Regions from separate parts of the Homo sapiens genome. Here all the other regions are linked to region 4. Evidence: chromatin contacts called from ENCODE Hi-C or POLR2A ChIA-PET data. All regions are on one chromosome and are shown on one strand. Each heading gives the region's core, a stretch centred on a gene start or an enhancer-like site at or near the end of the contact. The rest is flanking DNA. Distances are from core to core; before and after follow the strand shown. Region 1 overlaps LRRC2 (leucine rich repeat containing 2). Region 2 holds the start of QRICH1 (glutamine rich 1). Region 3 holds the start of NDUFAF3 (NADH:ubiquinone oxidoreductase complex assembly factor 3). Region 4 holds the start of SMARCC1 (SWI/SNF related BAF chromatin remodeling complex subunit C1). Region 5 holds the start of TCTA (T cell leukemia translocation altered). Region 6 holds the start of ARIH2 (ariadne RBR E3 ubiquitin protein ligase 2). Region 7 holds the start of USP4 (ubiquitin specific peptidase 4).

Evidence for each region. A loop is a pair of places that touch in the nucleus more often than their neighbours do. ChIA-PET counts read pairs that join two places held with the same protein, here RNA polymerase II (POLR2A). Pooled maps may share reads with other maps.
Region 1: a loop to region 4 is called in a map with no recorded cell type, with 15 times the contacts of the local background. The contact joins the enhancer-like site here to the promoter of SMARCC1 in region 4. A Hi-C loop is called at or near these places in 5 of 37 single-sample maps with no recorded cell type and 8 of 50 pooled maps.
Region 2: a loop to region 4 is called in a pooled map, with 11 times the contacts of the local background. The contact joins the promoter of QRICH1 here to the promoter of SMARCC1 in region 4. A Hi-C loop is called at or near these places in 2 of 37 single-sample maps with no recorded cell type and 7 of 50 pooled maps.
Region 3: a map with no recorded cell type shows a loop between it and region 4 (11-fold over the local background). The contact joins the promoter of NDUFAF3 here to the promoter of SMARCC1 in region 4. A Hi-C loop is called at or near these places in 2 of 37 single-sample maps with no recorded cell type and 7 of 50 pooled maps. POLR2A ChIA-PET finds 5 or more read pairs at or near these places in 2 of 52 experiments (HepG2 and activated B cell).
Region 5: a map of naive thymus-derived CD4-positive, alpha-beta T cell shows a loop between it and region 4 (11-fold over the local background). The contact joins the promoter of TCTA here to the promoter of SMARCC1 in region 4. A Hi-C loop is called at or near these places in 1 of 168 maps with a recorded cell type or tissue (naive thymus-derived CD4-positive, alpha-beta T cell) and 8 of 50 pooled maps. POLR2A ChIA-PET finds 5 or more read pairs at or near these places in 1 of 52 experiments (AG04449).
Region 6: a pooled map shows a loop between it and region 4 (12-fold over the local background). The contact joins the promoter of ARIH2 here to the promoter of SMARCC1 in region 4. A Hi-C loop is called at or near these places in 1 of 37 single-sample maps with no recorded cell type and 7 of 50 pooled maps. POLR2A ChIA-PET finds 5 or more read pairs at or near these places in 3 of 52 experiments (GM10248, H1 and WTC11).
Region 7: a pooled map shows a loop between it and region 4 (11-fold over the local background). The contact joins the promoter of USP4 here to the promoter of SMARCC1 in region 4. A Hi-C loop is called at or near these places in 3 of 37 single-sample maps with no recorded cell type and 6 of 50 pooled maps. POLR2A ChIA-PET finds 5 or more read pairs at or near these places in 1 of 52 experiments (activated CD4-positive, alpha-beta T cell).

Annotation. Positions count from the first base shown.
Region 1 is chr3:46,537,187-46,540,305 of GRCh38, forward strand. It overlaps LRRC2 (leucine rich repeat containing 2), which reads right to left. Exons shown (of 9, transcript NM_024512.5): 4 at 1,859-2,015. Among named protein-coding and RNA genes, the nearest start is that of LRRC2-AS1, 19 kb to the right of the region's middle. RefSeq lists an enhancer at 1,876-1,935. Within about 2 kb of position 1,730, at least 16 of the 41 ENCODE cell types and tissues checked have a DNase peak (open chromatin) inside an H3K27ac peak, as active enhancers do.
Region 2 is chr3:49,092,744-49,095,502 of GRCh38, forward strand. QRICH1 (glutamine rich 1) reads right to left here and starts at 1,328. Exons shown (of 10, transcript NM_198880.3): 1 at 1,169-1,328. RefSeq lists enhancers at 452-964, 1,333-1,452, 1,563-1,902 and a silencer at 963-1,212.
Region 3 is chr3:49,020,848-49,023,915 of GRCh38, forward strand. NDUFAF3 (NADH:ubiquinone oxidoreductase complex assembly factor 3) reads left to right here and starts at 1,274. Exons shown (of 5, transcript NM_199069.2): 1 at 1,274-1,374; 2 at 1,499-1,691; 3 at 1,855-1,921; 4 at 2,029-2,129; 5 at 2,209-2,648. The coding sequence starts at 1,298. The coding sequence ends at 2,325. It also overlaps a transcript of DALRD3 not described here. RefSeq lists an enhancer at 361-1,130 and silencers at 646-848, 885-1,074, 1,295-1,394, 1,435-1,554, 1,615-1,664.
Region 4 is chr3:47,780,336-47,783,180 of GRCh38, forward strand. SMARCC1 (SWI/SNF related BAF chromatin remodeling complex subunit C1) reads right to left here and starts at 1,558. Exons shown (of 28, transcript NM_003074.4): 1 at 1,268-1,558. The coding sequence starts at 1,462. RefSeq lists silencers at 1,032-1,271, 1,452-1,671, 2,082-2,131, 2,242-2,301 and an enhancer at 1,504-1,798.
Region 5 is chr3:49,411,146-49,414,056 of GRCh38, forward strand. It overlaps TCTA (T cell leukemia translocation altered), which reads left to right and starts at 1,278. Exons shown (of 3, transcript NM_022171.3): 1 at 1,278-1,495; 2 at 1,911-1,965. The coding sequence starts at 1,282. RHOA (ras homolog family member A) reads right to left here and starts at 831. Exons shown (of 5, transcript NM_001664.4): 1 at 675-831. RefSeq lists enhancers at 1-952, 851-1,145, 1,081-1,490 and silencers at 271-360, 371-650, 711-1,010.
Region 6 is chr3:48,917,327-48,920,177 of GRCh38, forward strand. ARIH2 (ariadne RBR E3 ubiquitin protein ligase 2) reads left to right here and starts at 1,516. Exons shown (of 16, transcript NM_006321.4): 1 at 1,516-1,672. ARIH2OS (ARIH2 opposite strand lncRNA) reads right to left here and starts at 2,059. Exons shown (of 1, transcript NR_161301.1): 1 at 462-2,059. RefSeq lists enhancers at 393-1,143, 949-1,418, 1,144-1,895, 1,896-2,646 and silencers at 1,589-1,688, 1,759-1,838.
Region 7 is chr3:49,338,740-49,341,505 of GRCh38, forward strand. It overlaps USP4 (ubiquitin specific peptidase 4), which reads right to left and starts at 1,314. Exons shown (of 22, transcript NM_003363.4): 1 at 1,185-1,314. The coding sequence starts at 1,285. RefSeq lists a silencer at 1,255-1,444 and enhancers at 1,485-1,984, 1,615-1,784, 1,875-1,934.

The DNA of each region.
Region 1 (3,119 bases), core at 480-2,979, 1.2 Mb before region 4:
GTGCCATCACCGCTCACTGCAGCCTCAACCTCCTGGGCTCAAGCGATCCTCCCACAGGCACACGCCATCATGCCTGGCTAATGTTTTACTTTTTGTAGAGATGGGGTTTTGCCATGTTGCCCGGGCTGGTCTCAAACTCCTAGGCTCAAGTGATCTGCCTGCCTCAGCCTCCCAAAGTGCTGGGATTCCAGGCATGAGCCACCGCCTCCAGCCTAAAAAGGGTTTTTAAAAGTAACTCAGTCCTCAGAAACTCTATCCAGTTATTTAAATATACCATGAGCTTGCCCAAAAATGACCTGCAAATAGTGAAATCTGGCTTCTAGCCCAGGCTCTGAAGAAGTTCCTTAGTGTAATATGTAAATGATAATGATTCAGTCAGTTAATGATTCAGTCAGTGGGTCTCTCCAATTTGCAAAATAAAGGGGCAGGAGGTAAATGACCCCTTACATGTCAAAAATGGTACTTTTCAGTCATAGAAATTCTAAGGTCCTTTCTACCTTTCCAGAAACTAGGCAAGGAAACAGAAGTACTTATCCTTGTTGGGTCTAAAATTTGATTTTACCCTGCTTAGAAGCTAATAAATTTTGCCTATTCCTGTTTCATGGATACCGACAGAAGACACGAGGCTCCTGGTCCAACACAGCATACTGATGTGAGTTGCACTTACAGCTAAGTTTACCAAGCGTGATGCAGATGGCCTGGATAGATGCTATGCACATATACATCACAGCTGAGAACCCTGAGCTTGGGGAACCCACCACTTTTACAGCAAGTGGTTAGCAAGGCTGCTCTTTGCCTGGGAGCAGGTGTCTCCTCATCCCTCAAGGTTAGTACATGCATATGCATCCCCAAGATCGGCCTGGGTAAGAGGGTGGTCAGAGCCTTGTAGTCTTGACACAGCCAGCAAGACATGTATGAACACCAGAGGCTCCACAAGCCACCTGTCCCACAGGGTCTTGGCTTCTGGTAAATTTTCACATAACTATGCGAAACCACTGGTCCCAGGGCACATGTGTAAGAATGGAGCTCCATGCAGCTCCAGACCTTCACTCCTTGCACCCCAGGAAAAAGAGAAGCAATAATGATCACTGTCATTTTCATTTTAAGATAACACAACTGAATAATGACTGAGAATTATAAAATTTTGATCCATCAAAAAGACATCAGGCTGGTTACTGTGGCTCATGCCTGTAATCCCAGCACTTTGGGAAGCCGAGGCAGGCAGAGCACCTGAGGTCAGGAGTTTGAGACCAGCCTGGTCAACATGGTGAAACCCCTTCTCTACTAAAAAAAAAAATACAAAATCAGCTGGTGGCACGTGACTGTAACCCTAGCTACTTGGGAGGCTGAGGCAGGAGAATCACTTGAACCAGGGAGGCAGAGGTTGCAGTGAGCCGAGATTGTGCCATTGCACTCCAGCTGGGGCAACAAGAGCGAAACTCCGTCTCAAGGAAAAGAAAAAAAAAGACAACATAAGCTAAACTAGATTTATCAATGGACTAATGTATAAGAGCAATACATTACATTTCTAATAAGCATACTGCACGTTTATAGGTTTAAAACAAAAAGAAAATAAACACAGAGTTCCTAAATAAAATATTGCTCACTCATGAAACTTCTGGTTTCTGAGCAATTGGCAAGTGTCCTGTGTGCTGAGTTATACAGGCGAGACGCCGACCTCACCACCCAAAGGGATGCTGCAAACAAGCAGCTCTGGGGAGCCTCCAAACGGCCCTGCCCAACCACTTCCTGGGGAAGCTGGAGAGGAAACACGGTGTCTGCACAGTGTCTGTCACCTGCCTGACAGCTGCCTGCTTAACACACCAGAGGCCCGAAGACCCCTGCTAAGTTGACATACCGATTTCTGCTGGAAGATGTGAGATTTGGTTTTTTGGCAGATCCAGAATTCTCATCGCTTGAAATAACTGAATATATGTAGGAATGATTTGAATCAAGGTATTGCTTATGTACCATTCTCTCAGGTGTGTCTGCTCCTTCAATGAATCTGGGAGCTCCTAAAATAGAAAGAATGACATCAATCAGAACTAGCTCCTCCGTGTGCACAAAGCCGTGTAAAACCAAGCATTTATTTTAAAACAGGAAGTGAGAAAGCAGACACGAGAGCATAAAACTTAACCACCAGCACTCCAGCCATTTCAAAAAGAAACCAAAGACACCGCAGTTGTCGTCAACTTCACAACAGTATATTAGCCCTATTTCAAAACTGCCGTGAATTCATGATGTTATTAAAATTAAATCCTAGTGAACACAAAAAACCAGACTCACACTTAGAGCCACAATGTGTATTATTTATTTGCAACATACCAACTTAACATCCCCTAAGGTCTGTCTATACATTCGATTTCAAAATTTGTGCTTCGTTTCCCTTTGTCTGTAGTTGCTTTTAGAAATACTTGATAAACCTCTAATATTTGCTGTACCACATTTCCAAATATTCTTAAGAGTCTATGAAAGGGAAAAAGCATGAGAAAGACAGTCAGCTGGGACACCTGAGTTCCGGCCCAGGCCCTGCCATTTTCCAGTCACGCCACCTCCCTGGGTCTCCACTGCTGAAATGACATTGATGAACTCAGTGTCCAAGGCCTCCCCTAGCTCAAGTGTTCTGGGATAAAACTGTAAAGGTGTCAAGCAAGAAGCGTTTAAAGACTTTAAGGAGGCTATTTGTCCAGCTGAAGAAATCTAATTCACCGAGAGTTACCGAGCCCCCATTGCAGGTGAGGGGTGCTCAGCACTGAGGGGTGGGGCAAAGACGAGACACACAGGTCCCCTGACCTCAGAAGCTGACCACAACGCACCATCAGCAAAGTGGCTGGAGCACAGGGTGGAGGTGGGATGAGGTGTGGAAAACTCCATGGCAGTTGAAGGGGAGGTGGAGGGAGCAATGGAGTCCATAGTGATCCTTCTTTTTTGTACTTGGTACTTGTAATGTGCTTTACAACCATTGCCCTCCTGTGTGTGGGTTAAGCTGTTAACTTGCAAAAGTGCTTTCACTCTAGTATTATCTCATGCAACAGTACCATAAGATAGGCAAAGTGGGCCGGGCACAGTGGCTCACGCCTGTAATCCCAGCAATTTGGGAGGCCAAGGCGGGTGAATCA
Region 2 (2,759 bases), core at 78-2,577, 1.3 Mb after region 4:
GAGCTGAAAAGGACTGAAATCCTACACCAAAAGTGACTTTTACAGTGATACACTATCAGATTTTAGTAATTTCTGCTGGGATTTCTGCAATTTCAAAAAAGGTAAAGCACTGATTCTCAGGTTGTTCCATTTTGTTTAAGGCCAACTTTTTGGCTGAGGCAAAGGTGGGCCTTTAATATAATAAAGTAAGCCCCTCCCACTTACGCAAAAGAAAAGCTGCGTTTAAGGATTTAAACTGGCATTTTAGAGCTCGGAGTTCACATGGGCCACATAAGCGAATTCCCTTCCGGAGCGCACAGAGGTGACGTGTATGAATTACGCTTATGGACGTATTAGTTTCTAATGAAAGATAAGCAGGTACCACTCAAGGGCCTTCTAATATTAACCTTCCCTGCCCGGCAGAAAGCCCAGTACAAGGTGAGGAAATCCGAAGGGGCTCACTGCCCTCTCAAACCAAGAGGGCTTGGTTTCCGAAGCAGAGAAACACCCTACCCAAGCACCCGCACCGTACTTGGGCCTCAAGTAACGGCATTCTTCGAGGAGAACGGGCAATCTCGCCCCCCTCACAGAGGAGCGGAACCGCAAGCCAGACAGCAAAGCTGGTTGGTTTCTCTCCAGGCCGAGGCCACGGATGCCCGGGAACGTCACCAGACCAGAAAGGACCCAATCCTCAACCTTCCCAGCGCAACGAGCCGCGGCCGGCCCTCTGCTCAGCAGAAGCCTCCTGCGCGCTCTCGAGGCAGCACCGCCACCCGATATCAGAGCGCGCGCCCCAAAACTGGGGGTCGTCACGGGCGCGCGCTCCAGAAAGCCGCGGTTGCCCACGGGCCACAGCTCCTAGAGCAGAGATATCCGGGCCGGGAACGCGCACGTCGGCGGCCACGCGCACCGAGAGCCGCACAGCGCGCGCGCGTAAAAACAGGCTCAGCCGCGCGCCCGCACCGGCGCGCCATCTCGCGCCGCGCCCACCCAAATCCCCGGGCCACCCCTCCCCCATCCACAGGGCGGGGTGCGCTAGCCCAGGAACGTTTTCGGCTCCGGAGCCGCCCCGAACTCTCCAGGGCCCAGCGGTAGTGGCCCGCCCGCCCCCGCCCGCCGTTGTGTGGGGTGGGCCCCCCGTCTCAGGCCTACAGCTTCGCCGCATCCCCACCCGCACTGGAGCCCTCACCCGGCGACGTCACTGCCGCCGCCGCCGCCGCCTCCGCTGCACCCGCCGGCCCCGCCGCACCGCCAGGGACCCTGGTTCTGCCGTCGTCGCTCCAAGACCGACAGGGTTTTCTCCTCACAGCTCCCTGGGCGCCATCTTACATTCAACCCTCACAGCCAATAGGAGCCGATTGCTCCTCTCGCGATAATCGGGGCGTCGGATCCCGCGAGATCTGGGACTGCCTACCGGCCAAAATTAAAGTGAACGCTTCAGCAGGGGAAGGTGGCCGCGCTTCTGGCCGCTAGAGCGGATAGTGGATCCTAGGGTATGGAGCGGCTCGCTCCGCCCATGGACGCCTCTCCATGTGGGGCGGAGCTAGGGCCGTGGCTTGGCCTAGTAGTGGAGTCTCGGAAGGCTAGGGCTCCAAGCTAGCTCTTTGGACCCACCTTCCGTCGCCCGCCAGAGCCTCCTTTGGTCGAGCACGCCCACGCGGGGCGGGGCCTGGCCAGGCTCGGCCTCTCGCTTAAGGTGGACCCCACAAACTTCTGTCCTGGGCCTGGCGTCCCCAGCCGTGCCCTGCCTGGGAAGCCTCTAGGTTGCTCACCTCCTGGAGGAGTCAGCATCTGGTACTCCCGCTGTCTGCTGCCATCTGAGTTCAGCCTTCCGCAGTTGGGTCCACCTTAAAGCGGGCCCCCGGGTAGCCTAGTGTTTGTATACAGGGAAAATGTGGAAGGCGTTAAAGCTGCAGGCACACTCGGGCCTCAGCAGCAGCCTACACTGCCCCCAGAGGGCTTCCAGCCTGCTGTAGACTCTTTTTGCCTCGGAGCTTTTGCCCTTGTTCCTCTTATCCTGGCAAACTCCCCGTAGTCTTTCGTGATTCCCTTCAGAAGTCACTTCGTTAGAGTAATGTTTTCTGAGGCCCAGGCTGGGTCAGGAACCTCTTCCAGTCTTGCACAGGCCCCAGGGAGACCGCTCCCATACAGTGCTTGGTCACCCATTTCCCCTCCCGTGAACTTGGAAGGCCACCACAGCACGTATGCCCCATCTCACTTTGCCTGGCACGTAGTAGGCACTCAAAAATTATATGCCGAATGGGCCGGGCACGGTGGCTGAAGTCTGTAATCCCAACACTTTGGGAGACCGAGGCGGGTGAATCACCTGAGGTCAGGAGTTTGAGACCAGCCTGGCCAACATGGTGAACCCCGTCTCTACTAAAAATACAAAATTAGCCGAGTGTGGTGGTGCATGCCTGTGATCCCAGCTACTTAAGAGGCTGAGGCAGGAAAACTGCTTGAACCTGGGAGGCAGAGGTTGCAGTGAGCTGAGATCACACCATTGCACTGCAGCTTGGGGGACAAGAGTGAGACTCCGTCTCAAAAATAAAAAAGAATTATAGGCTGATTGGGCGCAGTGGCTCACGCCTGCAATCCCAGCACTTTGGGAGGCCGAGGCGGGCAGATCACCTGGGGTCAGGAGTTCCAGACCAGTCTGGCCAATTTGGCAAAACCCCGTCTCTACTGAAATTACAAAAATTATTCAGGAGTGGTGGCGCCCGCCTGTAATCCCAGCTACTTGGGAGGCTGAGGCACGAGAATCGCTTGAACCCGGGAGG
Region 3 (3,068 bases), core at 24-2,523, 1.2 Mb after region 4:
GGGCCACAGAACAATAGAAGGGGAGGTGGGGGCCTCCCCTGGGACCGGGTCCCGATCCGGATTAGATCCGTGGGGCAGGATTAGCCCTGTTGGTCCCACGAAGCCTGGGCCACTGGTGCGGTGACGGTGGTGGGGCGGGCTTCGGAATCCGTCAGGAGGGAAGCGCGCCCGTGGGGCCGGAGAGGAAGTAAACCCGCGCGTCCACCTCGGGGACACCCCCGCGCTCGGTGGCCTTTGTCCGGTGACGCTGCCAGCGCCCGGAGCACCAGGGGCCGAAGGGGTCCACAGAGCAGCCGCGGGACCCCCGGAAACCCATTGCGACCGGCCCCAGGAGACCCACCACCAGGCTCCCACTGTGCCGAGCTTCCCGCTCGCCCGGCCCCGCGGGTAGCGAAAGCGACAATGTTCCCCTGAGGCCACGACAGAGCCGGCGTGCCGAGATGCCCAAACCCCGCGCGGGGGCCAGCGACTCTCGCGCCAGTAGGCCCTTGACTTGGATCAAGACGGGGGACGGGGGACTCCCAGGACGCGAGCAGAGTGAACGAGGACAAGGTGATGCTCCACGCGCTTCTACTTCAAGTCTGGTCCGGTTCGGCCTGGTCTGGGCCAGCCGAACAGCCACCCAAACACTATCACAGCTTGCCCTTCCGCTTGCTCTGGCTGCCTGCAGACTTGGAGCCATTTTAAGGAGAAACCACCTGGCCACGCCCCCTAGAGAACCCGAGAAGCCAATCCACGCTCGGCCACGCCCCTCTCCGCGCGCTGCGGAGAGGCCAACGGTCGCGCGGGTGACGGTTAGGGCGGGGCGTGCTTCCGCGTCTAGCCGGAGAAACTTGAGCCGGCTGCCCCGCCCACGGTGCCCGAAGCCCCAAAGGCTGGAATTAGGGGCTAGAAGTCTGGCACCCACCGCCTGGCCAGGTGTTCGGGACGCGACCAGGTGGGCGGTCGCCCCGCCCCGGGAGCGCGGCTTAATAGCTGAGAGCCCGGGGGCCAGGCCGCGGCTGCGGCCCAGGCAACGCCCTGAGGGTGGCCACGCTGCCAGGTGTTCCACTCCCCCGGGACTATGGGCAAGGGCCCGGGGCGGGGAGGGCGGCAGGTGCTGACACTGGAGCTGCGCCGGAGGTCGGGGAACTCGGCCTCCTAAGACTGAGGACACTCGCCTGCTGGGCCGGTCGAGCTGTGCGGTGCCCTCCGGGACGCAGGGGGCGCTGCAGCCACGCTGGGTCAGGCTCCGCAGGGCCCTCCCAACCCGGGGACTAACGGCGCCGGTGACGACTTCGCCGCGCGTTGGTCAGCCATGGCCACCGCTCTCGCGCTACGTAGCTTGTACCGAGCGCGACCCTCGCTGCGCTGTCCGCCCGTTGAGCTTCCCTGGTGAGCTTGGACCCCGCGCCCTCGACCATCCAGCCCCCTAGGGCCGGCGACTGCCAGCCCAGCACCTTCCGGCCTCTCGGGCTGCCCGGCCCGGCCCCGCGCCCCTGACCCTTTCCCTCCGCAGGGCCCCGCGGCGAGGGCATCGGCTCTCGCCGGCGGATGACGAGCTGTATCAGCGGACGCGCATCTCTCTGCTGCAACGCGAGGCCGCTCAGGCAATGTACATCGACAGCTACAACAGCCGCGGCTTCATGATAAACGGAAACCGCGTGCTCGGCCCCTGCGCTCTGCTCCCGCACTCGGTGGTGCAGTGGAACGTGAGTCCTGGCCCGCAGTGTGGAAACTGAGGCCCAGAGTCACAGGCCCTCACCCTGCTTGGTCCCTGCAAACTTGGCTTTCCTCTGTCTCCTCCTGCAGTGGATGGAGATGGGGAGAGGCTGCGTGGATTTGTCGTATTAAATGTGCCTCCTCCCTGCACAGGTGGGATCCCACCAGGACATCACCGAAGACAGCTTTTCCCTCTTCTGGTTGCTGGAGCCCCGGATAGGTACTGGGGAAGGGGAGGGAGAACAGAGGTGTTCTGGGCCCCAGAAGGCGACCCCCACTGCAGCCTCTCAACAGAACTGTAGACTAGCCACACCCACCCTTCCCTAGAGATCGTGGTGGTGGGGACTGGAGACCGGACCGAGAGGCTGCAGTCCCAGGTGCTTCAAGCCATGAGGCAGCGGGGCATTGCTGTGGAAGTGCAGGACACGGTGAGTCCCGGGACTGGGGCATGCTGCGGGGAGCACAGGCCTGGCGCTAGACAGGCTGATGCTGGCCTTTTCTTTGCAGCCCAATGCCTGTGCCACCTTCAACTTCCTGTGTCATGAAGGCCGAGTAACTGGAGCTGCTCTCATCCCTCCACCAGGAGGGACTTCACTTACATCTTTGGGCCAAGCTGCTCAATGAACCGCCAGGAACTGACCTGCTGACTGCACTCTGCCAGGCTTCCCAATGCTTTCACTCTTATCTACCCTTTGGCACTTATCTTGCTTATCAACATAATAATTTATACACTTCTCCCATTTTGTATCAGGTGTGTTGCTGGCCAGGAGCTGATGGCTCACTGGGCTCTTGGAGGGGAATGTGAAGAAACCAAGGAGTCACTTTTTCATCTAGATTACTTAGGATTCCTTGACTTTTCAGAAGTCGGGAAGCAGTATGTTTGCCTGTTGTAGACCTACTTGCTCACATGCAGATTTGAGAGGACCTCAACGGCTTTTCTCACAAAATCGCTGATTGTTTTTCTTTTTTTGAGATGGAGTCTCGCTGTCGCCCGGGCTGCAGTGCAGTGGCGTGATCTTGGCCCACTACAACCTCCACCTCCTGGATTCAAGCGATTCTCGTGCCTCAGCCTCCTGAGTAGCTGGAATTAGAGGCCCCTACCACTACACTGGGCTTTTTTTTTTTTTTTTTTTTCTGGAGATGAGTCTTGCTCTTTCGCCAGGGTGGAGTGCAGTGGCGCAGTCTCAGCTCACTGCAACCTCCGCCTCCTGGGTTTCAGTGATTCTCCTGCCTCAGCCTCCTGAGTAGCTGGGACTAGAGGTATGCATCACCACGCCCAGCTAATTTTTGTATTTTTAGTAGAGAAAGGGTTCACCATGTTGGCCAGGATGGTCTCGAACTCCTGATCTCAAGTGATCCACCTGCCT
Region 4 (2,845 bases), core at 308-2,807:
TAATTTTGTATTTTTTGGAAAGACGGGGTTTCACCATGTTGGTCAGGCTAGTCTCGAACTCCTGACCTCAGGTGATCCACCCGCCCGGCCTTCCAAGCCGCGCCCGGCCAGAAATGGTCATTTCTGAATGTACCACGTGTAATGCCAAAGGAACCCAAGATCCCTGCCCATGCCTAATAACTGCCAAACACTGACAGGCTTCACTGAGCTGCTGAGGCCAAAAAAATAGGTTCCTAAACTAGTTTATGTTTTCATTCATTCAACAAATATTTACTAAGCAGCCACTAAGGGTAAGGCAATAAGTATCAGCCACGTTCCCGGATACACTGCAGTGAACAAAGCCCTTGCTTCAGTGCTATGATTCTCAATAGGAGAAAGTACAGAACTAAAGAGGGTGATAGGAAAACTTCAGAGGCTGGGGAGCCTTTTCGGCTACCTGCTTCATTACACCCTTTAAGGGAGTCCTCCTGAATATTTACACAAAAGGGAAGTTGGAAAAAAAAAAAACATTTGTTATAAACAAAGGATTAAGTCAAAACTTTGAAAACTACTGACTCGGCGGAACTTCCGTTCCAAAGGTAGGAGAAATCAGTAAATGAATAATTTCAAAATGTGGTAAACACTACGAAGAAAATAAAGGTGACACAAGAAAAGTGCTCTAATAAAAACTGGGTTCTTGGGGAAGGCCTCCCTTTAGAACACTTTACGTACAAGCGACCATCAACTCTCACGCCACACAGAACCAGAAGCACGATGAGGTAGAACCGTCGTTAATAGTTCTCATCCATCCTAGAATTCATATTGCCTGTTATTAATTAACGAATACAATCATCCCAGTCGTTTAGCAATTCAACAACAGGTAGCAAACCCCCTCGAGACTTTGAATACGCTCTAAACAAAACTTGAAGCTGCTTTTACCACGCTTGCTCGGTCTTTAGGGATCATTGTTCACACACCTAAGGCAGCTGACAAAAGAGAGAGAGTCACACTCGCTTAGTGGCTGAGCTCGACCTGCTCTGGCACACGAGACTGAGCAGGGGCTTTCACCATGGGTGCGTAGGCTCAGAGGAGAGAGCCCCGAACCCCAGTCAGGCCCCGGGATCGCGGGCGCCCAGAGCGGGCGGCGGGGGCGTGGCGGGCCCGGCGCCTGCCTTTGTTGTCCCTCGTGGCGTGCGGGGGGGAGGGGCGGCCCGAGGCCCGCGAGGCCAGCTGCCGCCTCCGGCCCCGGTCGCGTGGTCTCCCGGCCCCCACGGGCGCGCGAACCCACCTTCTTGTAGTGCTTGCCCAGCCAGACCCGCACCGAATCCAGCTGGGACACCGTCTCCGGGCTCTCCCAAAACTTGGTGGCCGGGCCCCCATCCTTCCGTCGATAAACAGCTAGGCCTGCGGCTGCCGCCGCAATCCCCGAGCCCGTGGCGCCTACCGCTGTCCCCGGCCCGCCGCCGCCCGCCGCTGCGGCCATCGTCGCAGCCCGTCGTCCCCACAGCCTGGCCCACCCCGGCCCTCGCGGTGTTTCCCGGTCGTTCCCGCGCGCACCCCCGCGCGCGTAGCCGCCACTGCCGCTTCCCGGCCCCGCCCAGCCAACCCTCTTCCGGCGCGGACGCCCGGCCCCGCCCCATCTGGGAACTGGCACTGTATCTGACGCGAGCCAGCGCACGCGCATGCGTAGCACTCGTGCGGCCGTGCCTTGGAATAGCACGTCCTGCGGCCTCAGCCGCCTCTTCCGCCATCCTCCGTAGGCTGCATTCTGCCCTAGTGAGCGCCGGTTTTTGAGCCTTGCTCTTCCCTCGCTACCGACGTCGAATCATTATGCGGTCAACAACCGCAGGTGGGTTATGTGTCATAGCCCGCCTCCGCTGGAGGGAAAAGGCCTGGTGCGAGAAATGCCCAAGGGAAAGCCTGTCTAGGGTATCGAGTGCTGGCCGAGGGCCCTGCACCCGGACTGGGACTGCGCCGGGCCCCGCTTTCCCTCAGGCCCTCCACCCCCAGCGGCCCGGCGGCATTTGTGAACAGCCATCTGGGACTCCCACGCCTAGGCTTTTCGGCTTCACAGACCTTCCACTCCCTCAGGGGTCCAGCCACAGCGGCTCATTCCTGCCCCAGGGGCCCTTGCACTGGCTCTTTCGAGACCTCAGCAGGTCTTCCCTTCTGATTTGCACTTACGAGACGCGTTCAGATTCACTGCTTCAAAGGACTTCAGAAAGTAGTTGTCAGATCTTAACAATCTTGAACAACTGTTCACACCCATACACTTTCTGCATAGCGCTCACCACGACCCGGCGTTTCTAGTTTCTCATTTACCTTCCACATAAATTACATGAGAACCTAATCTTAACTTGTTCACAGGTGTATCCTGAACACCTGAGACAAGGAACAGATGTACAGTAAATACTTGATGAGTTAATGAATGGCCCACATAGAAGCCGAAAATTTTTAAATTATTAACAAGGTATATTGGCCGGGTGCGGAGCACTTTGGGAGGCTGAGGCGGGAGGATCAATTGAGCCCAGGAGCTCTAGACCACCACACCCATCCCCGTCTCTACAAAAAATACAAAAATCAGCCAGCGTTGTGTTGCAAGCCTGTGGTCCTAGCCTCTTGGAGGGCTGAGGTGGGAGGATCCCTTGAGCTGGGGAGATGGAGGCTGCAGTGAGCTATAATCGCGCCACTCACTACACTTCAGCTTGGGCGACAGAGCGAAACCCTGTTTCAGAAACATAAAAAGTATGACTGGCCATAATGGAGTTGTGAACATAATGCTATATGATCGCAGAGAAGCAAGTAACTAATTGCTTGTGAGAACGTGACTAACTGCTGGTAAGTTTCTGAGATCTTTTAAAAATGA
Region 5 (2,911 bases), core at 28-2,527, 1.6 Mb after region 4:
GTTTTTTTTTTCCAAATGGAAAATACCCCTTTTCCACTCAAAACAGACCCCAAAGCTTTCAGACGAGTTCGGGCGCGTTCCAGGTGGTATGGCCGTAGATCATACCCCTAAGCGTTCAATACAATCTTTTACTTACTTACACAGTCTCCAACAAGTCTGCATTAAAAGAAAACCTACCCAAAGTGTAACTGGACTTTAATCAATATGAAACAGTGATTGTCGTTTCTCGTTAAACGTAAAAAGCAAAATGGAGTTGTAAAGAGTTTCTTTCCCATTTCAACTCCGACAGCCACGCGCGCTTTCAGCGGCCGGCTACACTGCGCGGTCGCGGGGCCCGGCCCAAAGCCCCCGCCCTGCCCGGCGCCGCTGGGAGAGGAAGCTCCGGGGACCGAGGGCGGGCAGGCGGGCAGCCTGGGCTCCACCAGGCCCGGCCGGGCGGGGGAAGGGGCACAGGAGACTACCGGGCGCGCTTCCGGGGACTGCGCGGGCGGGGTCGCCGCTTGGGGCGCGGGGCCCGGGCTGGGAGTCAGGTCAAGGGTCAGGGGCCAGGGGCGGCTCGGCCACGAGCAGCCGGTGGGGCGCGGCCGCGGCGGTGCGGCGGCCTGCCGGCCGGAAGAGTACCGGGCTGGCGGGCCTGGGGCCCCGCGGCGCCTGGAGGGAACCCTTCCGCTCACCTCAGGCAACGAATCCGAGTCCAGCCTCTTCGCGCCGGGGACGCCGGTCCGCGAGTCGCAAACTCGGAGACGAAGGCGGGTAGCTGAAGACCAGACCGTGGACTAACGAGAGAACCGACGGAGGACCGCGGGCGGCGGGAGGGTAGCGCGAGAGAGCGAGGGCGGGCGGCGGCGGGAGGGCGGGGAACGACGTGCGCGCCTCCGAGTGCCCAGCGGGCTCGAGCCGGCACAGGTCGCGGCCCCGCGCACGCGCGCGCACTCACAGCTCATCCACTATTGCTCAGGAGCCCGTCCACGCCCTAAAAGCAAAACCCTTAACCAATCATTGCAGCCGCGTGGGGCATCACGGGAACTCCGGGGCTATAAAAGACCTGGTTGCTATTTTGTACTCCCGGAGTCACTCATCCCTTAAGCAAGCAGGGTGGGGTTAGGTGCGCGTGCGCGGTTTTAATACTCCTCCCCGAACTGCCAACTCTTCACGCACGCGAAGTAGGCCCCACCCTGGCTGGGTTTACGCGTGCGCACTAACGGGCCTGGTCCCGGAAGACCACACGCGTGCGTGGTGGGGACTACGGTGACAGTACCCCGGGTGGGGCGAGGGCCAGTCATGGCGGAGTCCTGGTCTGGGCAGGCCTTGCAGGCTCTGCCGGCCACGGTGCTGGGCGCGCTGGGCAGCGAGTTCTTGCGGGAGTGGGAGGCGCAGGACATGCGCGTGACCCTCTTCAAGCTGCTGCTGCTGTGGTTGGTGTTAAGTCTCCTGGGCATCCAGCTGGCGTGGGGGTTCTACGGGAATACAGTGACCGGGTTGTATCACCGTCCAGGTGAGGCTTCCTACGAACCTCCGTGGGCTGGCCGCCCCCGCCCCCACCCTCTCCCGACTGTACCATTGGGTTCCCCACTATCCTGCAAGAGGCTCATCAGAACTTAACATTGGTTCACGGCCTTACTACCCTGAACGCATCTGACCTCGGAAGCTAAGCCAGGTACTTGGATGGGAGAACTTAACGTTGTGCCCTGACTCATGCCACCATACCATTTTACGCCAGAATCCCCACCAGTCCACCCATCACATTGTATCTGTTCCTCAGAACTCTCACCTGGCAATACCATTAGTCCCTTAGGACCCTCACCAGACTTCACCAAACAATACCAGTGGTCTCTAACCTGACCTGGGCTGATGCCTGCTCAGATTCCCACCCCAGCCTTCTGCAGCTCTGGATGTGTTTCTGCCTCCAGGTCTGGGTGGTCAGAATGGATCCACGCCTGATGGCTCCACGCATTTCCCTTCGTGGTGAGTAAATCTGTCCATACCGCAACCCCATGCTTGGCATTCCAAGGACACTCCTGTGCTGGTGACAGAGAGGGGAGTTCTCAGGCTTTAAGCCCACCAGCTTAATGGCCTTTGCAGCAAGCTTCAAGTCTGCACGTAGAGCTCAGGCTTCAAGTTAGGGTGACACCAAGGTCTGGACAGTCCATCATCATGCTGTTCAGCAGCCTGTAGGATAGGTGGTGGTATTGTCATAATTTCAGAGAGATGAAATGACAGGTTTGTTGGATTCCACTCTGCACAATCCCCTCAGTTGGGAAGGCAGTAATCTCTGTCCTGAGCACATTGACCTCATCAGGGTCAGCCTCCTCTTCTGCAAAACATGCGCTCACTAATCAGGGCATTCATTCAGATAATCTCTGGGCCCCTATCACGTGATAGGGGCCACACGAGGCCCAGAGAACAAAGACAACCCGGGCCCTGCTCATGGGGAGCCAGGGATTTATTAGGGGAGGGCGGCAGTGCATGGGGCAAGGGTGGTCAGGGAAGGCTTCTCCCAAGAAAGACACCTAAGCCGAGATCAAATGCCACAGGGTGACAAAGTGTACCAAGCAAAGGGAATGGATTGAGCAAGGCTAAGAGGGAAGAATACGGGTGACATATTAGAATAGGTAAGACTGTGATGCTGGAGCTTGAACGTGAGAGCTTGTTGGACCCTGGGAGCCATTGAAAGACTAACTCAGCAAGGCTGTGGTCTGATCTAATTTGCCTTTATAAATGCCTACTTCATGGCAAGTAGATAAAGGGGTCCAAGAGTTAGGGCTAGAGGTTAGAAAGGCTGCCACTGCCCAGGTTTCTGTCTTAGAGAAGAGGCCAGGCCCCATGGCTCATGCCTGTAATCCCAGCACTTTGGGAGGCTGAGATGGGCGGATCACTTGAGGTCAGGAGTTTGAGACTAGCCTGGCCAACA
Region 6 (2,851 bases), core at 266-2,765, 1.1 Mb after region 4:
GTAGAGACAGGGTTTCACCATGCTGGTCAGGCCAGTCTCGAATTCCTGACCTCGTGATCTGCCGGCTCCGGCCTCCCAACGTGCTGGGATTACAGGCGTGAGCCACGGTGCCCGGCCACGCGGCATGATTTTTAATGGCTTTCTACATTGTATGGTTTGTTATTGTTGTTTTGAGACAGGGTCTCCTTCTATCACCGATGCTGGACTGCAGTGGTGCGATCTTGGCACTCTGCAGCCTCGACCTCCTCGGCTCAAGCGATCCTATATCACCTCAGCCCCCTGAGTAGCTGGGATGCACAGGTGTGTGCCACCTCGCCCAGCTAATTTTTAATTTTTTTGTAGAAAGGAGGGGGGTCTCACTACATCAAATTCTTGGGCTCAAGCGATCCTCCCACCTCGGCTTCCCAAAGTGCAGGGATTACAGGCATGAGCCACAGCGACCAGCCAGCACAGGTGTCTTTATTTGTTTTATTTTTTATTTTATTTTATTTTATTTTGAGACAGAGTCTCGCTCTGTCGCCCAGGCTGGAGTGCAGTGGCGCCATCTCGACTCACTGCAAGCTCCGCCTCCCGGGTTCACGCCATTCTCCTGCCTCAGCCTCCCGAGTAGCTGGGACTACAGGCGCCCGCCACCACGTCCGGCTAATTTTTTTGTACTTTTAGTACAGACGGGGTTTCACCGTGTTAGCCAGGATGGTCTCGATCTCCTGACCTCGTGATCCACTCGCCTCGGCCTCCCAAAGTGCTGGGATTACAGGCTTGAGCCACCGCGCCCGGCCTGCACAGGTGTCTTGAATATGTATATACGCGACTCCAGTATGGTTGGAAATGATTTGATTTGTTGTCTATGGAATTGCACAACCTGGAGCCTTCCTAACATCAGCGGCTTCATACTGGCATTTCCATTGTGGTGCAGCAACAATCTGAGTGAGCCTCCGTCTCTAGCCACATCATTTGACAACCGGTCCCAGAAGGTAACTGGAAGTCATGATGACAACTCCTATACTGTGAAAAGAAACTGCAAGCAAGGCAGTTAAGATGCAATCTTGCACGGTGACCGTAAGTCGGAGAACTGCGCGGCGAACGAGGCCTCGGCAGGGGAAGCGAAAGCCTGGTGTGGTTGCGGCTCTGGGGCCACCCTGCGACCGCCTCGGGGTGTAGGCAGAATTTCCCGGCCCAGCTCCCCTCTGACCAGATAGCGGCCGAGAAACAATGGTTATCTGCTCCACTGACGCCAGGATGTCTTCTCCGTGCCCGATCCCGGAGTACAAACAGTGAAATGAGAAGCCGGTGAGAAACGCGCTGGTTAAAAACATCTCGACGGGAGACGCTGGTAGGCGAATAGTGGCTCCAGACGCGGTCGGCGCCTGCCGTACCCTGGTCAGACTCTGGGTCAGAGCGCTAAGTTTCAAGGAGGCGGCGCTAAACAGGCCCTCTAGCCGGGAGCCTGTCGCGACCCGAGCGACCGTGGGTCGACCCCGATCCGGAAGTGACGCAACGGCGCCAAGCACTTCCGGAGCTGTGGGGACGACTCTTCTGGAGGAAGCAGCGCGGGCTTGACCGGCGTCGGCCCGCCGCCTCCGCTGCCGCTTCGCCCCAATCCGGTCCCTCTGGCCCGGCCTGACCCGGTCTGGCTTGTTCGGGCTCAGCGGCCGCGAGGCCGCAGCTCCCGGTAAGTGCGCGGCGCACGTCACGGCCTTGTTTACCTTGGCTGGCCGCTGGGGGGGCCTCTCCGCGCGCCTCCCTGGCCGGGCCGGGACTCCGCCTTCGCCGTCGCCCGGGAGGCCCGGGCGCTCCCCGTCGCCGGCACGTTGTCCGAGCATTACCCGCCGTCAGCGGCCGGGCGCCCAGCGTGTGTCTGCCTTTTTTCCTCCCGCCGCCTTCTCAGCTCTCGGAAAGGTCAGAGGCCACCGCCTCTGACCAACCGGCGCCGGCACATCTAGGCCCTCTCTCCCTGTCTGGCGCGGCGGGGAAACGCGCCGCCTCGGGGCTCACCACTCGAGTCATCTTTGGGAGCTCTCGCAGCGCTGCCCGCGCGGTTTAACGCCCGCCTGTGGAGGGTATCCCCAGCTCGCGGGCTCCGCGTCCGCGCGAATATCCCGGAGCCCGCGGCGCCCCTAGGGATGTGCGGCCCCGGAGCTGTGCCGCCGCCTCGCCAGAAGCTGGTTGGGCAGCCGCGTTCTTGGATGACTTCTCCTTAGTACTGTTCATTGCCTGGTCCCATAGAACTTTCTGTCATAGCGACATGTTCTTTACCTTTGCTGTTCAGCATGGTAGCTACTAGCCACACGTGGCCGTTAAGCATTTGACCTGTAGGCTAGTGCACCTGAGAAACTAAATTTTAAATTTTACTTACTTTTTAAGTGTAATTAAATTTAAATAACCACATGTGGCTAGTGGTCACCGTATTAGAAAAGACAGATACAAAGTGTAGGATTTTGAAACGAAATTGCTGATTTCTAGTTTTGTGCCAAGTCGTTTTTCTTCGGAGGTGTAGTTAGTAAATGACCTGAATTCAGCGCTAGTGATCATATCTGGAGTAAACGTCTTCAGACTCACTAAAACTTACGTGTTCTGTGCGTGGTGGGCAAGCCCAGGATGGTTGGTTGTTAGGTCCCCTGAACATGTGACTTTGGCTCTGGAGGAAATTTTTTTTTTTTTTTTTTTTGGTGGGCGGGACAAAGTTGCTGTCACCAGGCTGGAGTGCAGTGGCGGCGATCACAGCTAACTGCAGCCCCGACTTTCTGGGCTCAAGTGATCCTCCTTTCTTAGCCTCCTAAGTAGCTGGGACCACAGGCACGTACCACCACACCTGGCTAATTTGTAAAATTTTTTGTGGATACGTGATCTT
Region 7 (2,766 bases), core at 64-2,563, 1.6 Mb after region 4:
TGGTTAGCTCAAGGTGAATACATAAGCTGTTATCTGTACTCCTCCTAACCCCAATTTTTCTATTCTCCTGCTCAATTCCTCGGCAGATCATCACCACAATGATTTCTTAAAGATAGGTAACACTCGGGCCGAGCACGGTGGCTCCCACCTGTAATCCCAGCACTTTGGGAGGCCGAGGCGGGTGGATCATAAGGTCAAGAGTTTGAGACCAGCCTACCCAACATGGTGAAACCCGGTCTCTACTAAAAATACAAAAAATTAGCTGGGTGTGGTGGCGTGAGCCTGTAATCCCAGCTACTCGGGAGGCTGAGGCAGGAGAATCGCTTGAACCCGGGAGGCGGAGGTTGCCGTGAGCCAAGATCACGCCACTGCACTCCAGCTTGGGCAACAAGAGTGAAACTCCATCTCAAAACAAAACAAAACAAACAAGATGGGTAACAATCATACTCGATGCAAAGTCTAGCCTTAGTTTTTCTACTCCTACACAATTACACCACCCAGGAATCTCTCCAGTAGTACAAAGTATTGTCCCCTCTACTAAACAATCTATTAAGATGCCTAATAACTCAGCCTGGGTCTTCTAAATTCTGGACCCTTCATCTTCTATCTAGCTCCAGGACCTAGGCTATCCTCCTCTCCCACTCCAAGACACTGCTGCCGCAAATATTTTTGACACTTGCTACCAAAATAATCGGGGTTCTCAGACATTTGTTCAGCTTCTGACCTTGACATCTGTTGGCAGTTTACAAGTTACAAAGTATCTACTTCTGATTTTCCCCTCAACCCACTGAGGTCGGTGAGCCAAATATTGCTATCCTGGTTTTAACAGTGAGGAATCCAGGTCTGTGACACCTTCGCCCAAGGTCACACGGCGAGTCCTCATGGTAAAGGGCTCTCCCCACCCTTAGGGTCCCCACCAACCTTCCCCTTCTCCACATCCCTCCTCCTGGCCCCCGCCGGGCCCGCCCCCTAGGGCTCCAAATGAACTGAGACGACACTCAGGCCCCGCCTGCGCTTTCCCAGAGCTGATCCTGGAGTTATTCTCCTGAGGGGCAGGTGTCAGGCTACTCTTCCAGGGTCACTACATACCATCCCCGCCCAGCCCCTACTCTAGCCGAGAAAAAGGAGGCCCCTTTTTCTCGGCCCCTGGTTCTGCATAGAGGAAGAGCGAGCCGGGAGCTCACCACTGCGCCCCGCGTTGGAGTGTGGTCCTCATTAAGGGTCCAAGCTCGGACTTCTGAGTCTCCGCATCCGGTCGCTCACGGCAGCCTCCACCTTCCGCCATCTCCTCCGCGGCCCCGGCCCAGCCGGCCCGGACATCCGCCCCGCGCGCGGCGTGCTATAGACCGCGCCCACGCACGCACGCTCGCGTGCCCGCCCCTGCCCCACCTCGAGCCGCGGCCTTCGGCTCCTGCAGCCGCTGTCTTTTCTCCCCTCCGCTCTCGCGCCACCTAGCTCACCGGCGAACAGTGGAGCGGAAAGGCACACGCGAGAGGGGTGGGCGGGGAGCAGCAGCTGCTACTTCCTCCCGCCCTGCCGCCCGCTACGCGGCCTTCGGGCGCCCCTTCCTCTGCTCAGGATGGCGCTACACTTCGAAGCTCTGTTCAGCCCGCCGATCTCAGGGAGTTAGGCAGCAAGCCCACGACCCATCGGGCACCCCAGCCTGGCCTTCGAGGTTATCGTGGTCCTAAATAAATGCAGGCCAGGTGCGAGAAGCCCGGTAGTTAGGTCTGCTCATTCTCACCCCTGCAATTCCGCTTTCAGCTGGAGGCCTTAGGCGAGTCAGCTGCCCAAACGTGGGATCGGGGCTCCTGCTCCAGCGGCCCTACAGGGATTTCGGGAAGTACCATGTGCACCAGCGCCTTGGGACCAAGACTCAATGGTGTGTTGTAGTCATTAACAGTCGCCTTAAACAGTCGACGCCAGAGCCACCTGGCCCACCGCAGAATTCCGTCAGCTCTTCATACTGAGCTACTTGCCAAGCAGCCACAGAGGGGCGATAGCAACAGGGGAAGGAGAGGTACTCCACATTAGTTACCCAGGCGTGTACTTAGTTCCTGGAACAAGATACAACGTCCTGAACACTATGTTTTCCAGTCGCCCCGCTCACACACACAACCCTCCTCTTGGAGGGAGAAGTAAACCCAGAGGAAAGAGGAAGTCAGGCAGTTGGTCTAGATGCGTCTCCATACACTTGTCTAACAGTCCTTGTCCTCAGAGAAAAATAAGACCTAGTTCCTGCCCTCATAGAATCTAGTAGAAAAGAAGAGATGTTACAGAAATAACCTCAATGCCTAGCAGTATGTGGTAAGTGCCATTAAAGTGTGTGAACCAGGCCGGGCGCGGTGGTTCAAGCCTGTCGTCCCAGCACTTTGGGAGGCTGAGGCGGAAGGATAGGTTCAGCCCAGGAGTTAGAGACCAACCTCGGCAACATAGCGAAATCCCGTCTCTACAAAAAAATACAAAAAATAGCCGGGCAGTGGCTCGCGTCTGTGGTCCCAGGTACTTGGGAGGCTGAGGTAGGAAGATCCCTTGAGCCCAGGAGGTCGAGGTTGCAGTGAGTCGAGATGGCGCCACTGCACTTGAGACTGGACGGCAAAGTGAGACCCTGTCTCAAAAAAAAAAAAATAAATACAAATAAAGGGTGTGAACCGGCCGGGCGCGGTGGCTCACACCTGTAATCCCAGCACTTTGGGAGGCCGAGGCAGGAGGATCACCTGAGGTCGGGCATTCGAGACCAGCCTGACCAACGTGGAGACCGAAATG